Linked DNA regions of Homo sapiens: region 2 is linked to region 1. A link is a contact called in ENCODE Hi-C or POLR2A ChIA-PET data. All regions are on one chromosome and are shown on one strand. Each heading gives the region's core, a stretch centred on a gene start or an enhancer-like site at or near the end of the contact. The rest is flanking DNA. Distances are from core to core; before and after follow the strand shown. Region 1 has its middle 6.6 kb from the start of MIR4472-2. Region 2 has its middle 43 kb from the start of MED13L.

Region 1 (3,504 bases), core at 398-2,897:
TAGCATCCCCAGAATGAGGCAAATTGGCAGTATGTGCCAGCTGATAGGATGCACTGTGAATGAAAGTGCGTAACCTGAATCTAACCATGAAGAAACAGCTGATAAACCCAAATTGAGGGATGTTCAATAAAATCTCTGACGTGTGCTCTTGAAAAATGTCAGTGTTATGAAAGATATAAAAAGACACAGGAACTGCTTCAGACTAAAGAAAGCAAAAGAGAGGACAACGAAATGCCATATGACATCTGGAGCTTCCTTTGGTGACAAAGGACATCATCAGTACAAATGGGGAGACCTGGAGAAAGTTTTCAGATGAGACAATAACGCTGTGTCAGTGTTCATTCCCTACGTTTGATCATTGTATTGTGGTTTTGTAAGACAATGTTGCTTGTTTTTAGGAAATTCAGAGTGAAGTATTTCACAGAGGTGTGATGTCTGAGAAAACAAGCATTTTTCTCCTCTTTATAGCTGTATCTACAGAGACAGGGGTGGGGGGTGGGGGAAGGATACAGCAAAGTGGTAATGTGGTAACATTTGGGAAATCTGGGTGACAGGTACATGGGAATTCTTTGTATTGTTCTTGCAACTTTTTCCTAAGTCTGAAATTATATTTCAATAAAAAGTAAATTGGGTTGGGCACAGCGGCTTACACTTGTAATCCCAGTGCTTTGGGAGGCCAAAATGGGAGGATCGCTTAAGGCCAGGGGTTTGTGACTAGCCTGGGAAACATAGCGAGACCCCCATCTCTACTAAAAAGTAAAAAAAATTATCTGGCTGCGGTGGCGTGCGCCTATAGTCCCAGCTACTTGGGAGGCTGAGGTAGGAGGATGACTTGAGCTCAGGAATTCAAGGCTGCGGTGAGCAGAGATCACACCACTGGGTGCCAGCCTGGGCGACAGAGCAAGACCCTGTCTGAAAAATAAATAAATAAATGCATAAAGTAAGAAGTTAATTAAAAAAAAAAAGGAAAGCAAATCATCATGTGTGCATGGCTGCTCACTAAGAGGAAAGAACCAGCCGCCTGGGGCAGGACTATTCAGGCTCTTCCTGGAAGTCCCTGGCTCAGAGCAGACTCTTGCCCCTTTCCCCTGTCCCTCTGCCTCTGGTGGCACGCATGTGACAAGGAGCCACTGACCAGCCTGGCTGCCCGCAAGGCCTGGAGCCCGGCATCTGGAAAGGATCAGCTGCCACCGCTAAACTCACCCCTCCACCCACAGCTCATTCCCGGAGTCTCTGAAGGCGGGGCTGAGCTTTGGGGGTTTCGCAATAAGAATCCACACATATTCTTCTGAGGAGGCTGTCAGGAAAAAGCCTTCTCGGGACATCCCTGCAAGCACTTTGCCAAGCCCTCAGTGACACCTTTGCCTTCCTTGCTCATCTGAATTTTGGGGGTTCCTGTTCAGAGGCCACAGAGCACAGGATAACAGAGATGATGGGTGAGCAGATCTTCTGTCAGGACACTTCCTGGGTGGTTTAGCTATTTTGTCTGCCTGGGGCAGGGAGAGAGGAGAGGATCCCTACGGCCCTAGGGGCATCATGAAGTCTCTCCAAGCTTTTGTGCTGAAATGTACATTTTACCTCTCACTTCCATCCTTGCTGCACTTCTAATGCAGTGCAGGCAGCTTTCATGGGATTTGGGCCATGCAGGACTCGCAAGCTCAGCAATGCCAACCATGCACGTTTCTGGGCAGAGCTTCCGGAGGGGCGTGGGCTGGGCTGGAAAGAGCCAGGGGTTTGGAATCCAAGCGAGTCAGGAGGGCAGTCTCCGATTCACCACTTCCAGGCTGGGCAGCATTGGTCTAAAGGCTTCTCCTAGGGCGGAGCTTAATACCCCCATGTGTAAAATGGAAAAAAACAAACACACAAAAACAAATACCCCCATGTGTAAAATGGAAAAAAAAAACACACATGTGTAAAATGGAAAAAAATAAACATTCCTATCGCGAATGAAGCGATAGGAAAGTGCCCGGCATAAAGTAGATTTGTAAAAAGAAACAAAACCAATTCTGTTTTTTTTTTTTTTTTGGTTTTTTTTTTGAGACGGAGTATCGCTCTGTCACCCACACTGGAGTGCAGTAGCGCGATCTTGGCTCACTGCAAACTCCACCTCCCGGGTTCACGCCATTCTCCTGCCTCAGCCTCCCGAGTAGCTGGGACTACAGGTGCCTGCCAACACGCCCAGCTAATTTTTTTGTAGTTTTAGGAGAGACAGGGTTTCACTATGTTAGCCAGGATGGTCTCGATCTCCTGACCTCCTGATCCGCCCGCCTCGGCCTCCCAAAGTGCTGGGATTACAGGCGTGAGCCACTGTGCCCGGCCTAAAACAAAACCAATTCTGCAATTCCATCTGCATTTAGTGAACACTGACTCGGAGCCAGGGGTAGCACGAGGGCCCTCCCAGCTGTGGGAGGATTTAGGTTCAAATCCACGCCTCACCTCTGAATGACTAAGGTTAAATTACCCAATGTAACATATGCCTGGTTTCCCTACCTGGTAACAGGTATAATAATAGCATCCACTGGCCAGATGCAGTGGCTCACGCCCATAATCCCAGCACTTTGGGAGGCTGAGGCAGATGGATCACCTGAGATCAGGGGTTCGAGACTAGCCTGGCCAACATGGTGAAACCCCATCTCTACTATAAATACAAAATTAGCCAGGTGTGGTGGCACGCACCGGTAATCCCAGTTACTTGGGAGCCTGAGGCAGGACAATCGCTTAGAACCCGGGAAGCAGAGGTTGCAGTGAGCCAAGATTGCACTACTGCACTCCAGCCTGGGCAACAGAGTGAGACTCTGTCTTAATAATAATAATAATAATAATAATAATAATAATAATAAATAGCATCAACCTCTTAGACTCCTGTGGGGATCAGCTGAGTCCATACATGTAAATTCACTAACAGTGAATGCTTCTGTAGCAGACATTGCAGGCCAGACACGGGTCTACACTCTTTATTAGTATTGCTCCCATTTTACAGATGAGGAAACTGAGGCACAGAGAGACTGGGTAATTTAATAAGAGGCAGAGGTGGAATCTGACTCAGGAGTCTGGGTCCAGAGTCAGTGTTCCCAACCCCTGAGCTCTACAGCCACAGGCATACAGTAAGTGCTCAATTCATGTTAGCTGCTACTAATGCAGGGCGAGTTTCACAGGCATGAGATCAGTGCCCACACAGGGGCTGGCGCTTAGAAGGGTAATGCTCTCTCGAAGCTCTGCTGTCACCAACTTGAACTTCGTAATAATTTTTGCACAAGGGACTCTGCATTTTCATTTCGCCCCGGGCTGCACAAATTGTGCAGCTGTCCCTGCTGTGTATCTTACAGGAGCAATTGCCTGCTTCTCCCTCCTCCTCTCTCAACTCTGAACTCCTTGGGATGTAAGATTCAGCTAACTCATCTAGCTCTACATCCACCCCTAGCCCATGCCCGGCCTGCAGCAGGTGCTCACATTCTGGTTGGGAGCGACAGAGGTGAGCAGAGCCACAGCTGTTGTTCCTGCCCC
Region 2 (3,504 bases), core at 403-2,902, 110 kb before region 1:
ACCTCCTTTCCACTCACTTAAAAGGACATTTTTCCAATGAGAGCAGGTCATATTTCAGACTGCATTGCCAAGGTACCAGGAGCCAGTAAAAGGGGGCATTTAAAACGGTATTTATCTTGACTGGCAAAACAGGTCATGGCTGTAAAAGAAACAGCTCTGGAGAAGGAGGCAGCCTCGCCGACTCTGGGCTCCCTCTCCCTACCCCCCCTCCCCACACTGTTTAAAGCATTCTGGAGCCGCTGCCAACTTTCCTGGCAAAGCTCTTATTTCTTTACATGTATGTTGCATTCCATCTGTTTAATGTGCGTTCTGTGCCATTCACGGATTTTGGCAAGGTCTGGCGAGGTGGCATGGCACGCTCAGGCTTGTGCTAAGCCAAACAGGGCATGGGGGAGAGAGGGACTGGAGGCCGACGAAGGAGTCCCGCTTCTCCCTCTGGCTCGGGGAGGCCTGGAGTTGCAAAGACGGAATAGGAATTGCATAGCAGTTTTCCTCCAGACGTGATTGAATCGTGCGTGTGCCACTGTTGCATTTCACCCTCCACAGAGGGGTTTCGGGGTGCGGTTTTGCAGTTTCTGAAACACAGCCAGAAAAATCGAAATGATGAAGAAAGGTAACAGTAGGGAAACCCACTCGTACTCATGGATCTGGGGTTTCCCTAGAAACACTGCAAGGCCCGGAAGGCCAGAAAATGCTAACACCTGGATCCGATAGTCCCGACGCCTAAAGAAAAATTGATCTCAATCTTTGCATTATTCTCAACAACCATTAAGTACTTGGTTGGTGAAGCGGAGGCAACGTGCTGTGATTTGGATCCAATTTCATCCACTTGGAAGACAGGAAAGCCAGGTTTTATCCACTGCCAAAACATCTGGTGAATTCAGTTAAAAAAAAAAAAAAGCACCAGTTTGGTGGGGGAGAAAACAAAACCCTCTAGAAACAGTTGTTGGGTATTGGGCGACCAAAATCATTCTGTTGATTGACACCCAATGTTCACTTTTCCGTTGGTTGCTGGTTGAGTAGAGCTTTTCAGAATGGGGAAAGCAAGACTTAGGCGAGAGAAAGGCAGATGACGGGGTTAAAAACATGAACGTTCACACTTTAAGAAAAAGTTAAGTGCACATTTCTTGAGTCCAGCCAAGAAAATGAACAGAATCTCCCTGTTAAGAAGTGGAGTTACTCACCTGATTGAAGAGAGATGACACGGCACAGGGGAAAAAAAAAAAAAAGGTACAGGCTCCTAATAAGAAACAGCCGCATGTGGGATAAAATTAGTGCAAGTTGTATAATCCCAGTTGGCCAGTTGTAAGAACAGGGAGGAGAAAGGAGCAGGGGGAACATGTTTCAGATGTGATTCAAGAGGTCCTGGAGCCCGTCCTGACCCTCTGGGTTGGAATTTCTGACTCTCTTCTCTGCCTTGACTCAGAATAGGAAACCGAATCCTGACCGCGCGTTTCTTTTTATAGAATTAAACTTTCTTGCCAACTTCCTCCAGAGCACAAGATTACCCCTCATCGTCTCTAAACAATACGCCAATCATCAGATGGAAGTGAGGGGGTGCACTGTCCTATTTGCACCAAACATAACCCAGGCCCCCGAGCAGAAGACAAACAACAGGAACAGAGTTTGGCTTTTGTACTGGGCCTGGTAAATACAACATGTTCTTACAGGTTGGAAAACCGTCTGGTTCCTCTTTGTACTTTCCCACTTTCTCCCACTTCTTCTAACTTGAATCTCATCGTTCTGCTTCGACATTGGCCAAGTTCACATTTGCCAGTTGCCGAGTGGATAATGGATGGTTTGTAAGATGAGTCGTATGCTAGGGAGACAGGCAGCTGAATGTATACTGTCTGTGTGAGCAAATGACTTCTTTTGAACCTGAATCCCCACCCGGCCCCATAGGCCATCCATGTGCTGATAGACATTGAAGAAGATGACAACAGAATGACTTAATGCCCATTCATTCAGTCGTCATATTTGTGCTGGCGAGGGAAACCTGCAGAAGCTCCCTTGCCCTGATAATCAGTTAGGAGGGGTCAGTCCTTGTGTGTAAGGTATGCTGGTGCTTGGAAGCCCAAAGGGGACATTAATAGAATGCAAAGTGTTTGGTAGTCCCTCATTAAAAATGGATTTTGTTTTCAGTGCTTTGAGGATGGGAATAGTGAAGTTGGAAACTGTGCTTGTAATTGGGAGCAGGTCTCCTGCCAGATTCTAACAGCTTTAAGGGATATCCAGTTTTGGGTTTACAGTACTACATTCTGGCTCATTGAAATTGCATCTAAACGTTGCCAGAATGTGTCATAAACTACAAAATCTGTACAAAAATATATTGACATAATGACTCTGTAGCCTTAAGTCAGAGGGGTGGGGGAGCCATGTGGCCCCATCAGCATTGTTCTTGCTCTGTCTCACAGCAGACTTGGGTCACCTGGGACAATTACCATTCATGGGATTCCGACCCTGGTCTGACCAGTTCTCTCAGCTGCTTAGAACAGCCTCACCCTGTCCCATGGTCACAAATAGCATCCCTGCCTGTGCCACACCAGATAAGGGGCTGGGGATCAAGCCCAGCAGAACCGTTCCCACTTGTTCCTAGAATAAAGTCCCTCATGTCCTGCTGGCCTCACCATTCTCAGTTCTGATCACTCTTCGCTCGCTGAACTCCAGACACAAAGCATCTTCTTTTTTTTTTAGACAGAGTCTCGATCAGTTGCCCAGGCTGGAGTGCAGTGGTGCAATCTTGGCTCAGCAACCTCTGCCTCCCATGCTCAAGTGATTCTCTTGCCTCAGCCTCCCCAGTAGCTGGGACTATAGGTGCCCACCACCACACCCGGCTAATTTTTGTATTTTTAGTAGAGATGGGGTTTCATCATGTTGGCCAGGCTGGTCTCGAACTCCTGACCTCAAATGATCCACCCGCCTCGACCTCCCAAAGTGCTGGGATTATAGGCGTGAGCCACCATGCCTGGCCAACTCTGCATTTCTAACAAGTTCCCAGGGGATGCTGATGCTGCCGGTCCATGGACCACGCTCTGAGTAGCCACGGTACCAACCTTTCTCAATCAGAGTTCCATGATAAAATAAAGCCTGACTGAAAATGAATTGAGCCACTACTCTCTCTGTTCACCTAAGGATGGTGCCTAACTAGAGCCATTGGCTAGAAGTTAATTCATTACATATCTTACATGCCTTAGGGTAGGTGGTTTTGTTTGTTTGTTTTAATTTTTATTCTTTTAGAGACAAAGTCTTACTCTGTCCCCCAGGCTGGAGCTGGAGTGCAGTGGTGTGATCATAGCTCCCTACGACTTCCAACTCCTGGGCTCAAGAAATCCTCCCATCTCAAACTCCCAAGTAGCTGGGACTACCGGTGAACCTAACCATGCATGGCTAATTTTTTATTTTTTAATTTTTGGTAGAGATGGGGTCTTGCTATGTTGCCCAGGCTGGTCTTGAACTCCTGGACTCAAGCGATCCTCCTGCCTCAGCCACCCAAAGTGATGGGAT

What was found. Hi-C counts contacts between places; a loop is a spot of excess contacts on that map. ChIA-PET counts read pairs that join two places held with the same protein, here RNA polymerase II (POLR2A). Pooled maps may share reads with other maps.
Region 2: a loop to region 1 is called in a map of ascending aorta, with 4 times the contacts of the local background. The contact joins two enhancer-like sites. A Hi-C loop is called at or near these places in 7 of 168 maps with a recorded cell type or tissue (aorta, ascending aorta, esophagus muscularis mucosa and 4 more) and 9 of 50 pooled maps. POLR2A ChIA-PET finds 5 or more read pairs at or near these places in 3 of 52 experiments (A673, HEK293 and MCF 10A).

The regions. Positions count from the first base shown.
Region 1 is chr12:116,433,189-116,436,692 of GRCh38, forward strand. No RefSeq gene overlaps it. Among named protein-coding and RNA genes, the nearest start is that of MIR4472-2, 6.6 kb to the left of the region's middle. Within about 2 kb of position 1,648, at least 23 of the 41 ENCODE cell types and tissues checked have a DNase peak (open chromatin) inside an H3K27ac peak, as active enhancers do; they include ascending aorta, heart right ventricle, mammary epithelial cell and 1 more, where a contact is called at or near this core.
Region 2 is chr12:116,318,644-116,322,147 of GRCh38, forward strand. No RefSeq gene overlaps it. Among named protein-coding and RNA genes, the nearest start is that of MED13L, 43 kb to the left of the region's middle. Within about 2 kb of position 1,653, at least 18 of the 41 ENCODE cell types and tissues checked have a DNase peak (open chromatin) inside an H3K27ac peak, as active enhancers do; they include ascending aorta, heart right ventricle, mammary epithelial cell and 1 more, where a contact is called at or near this core.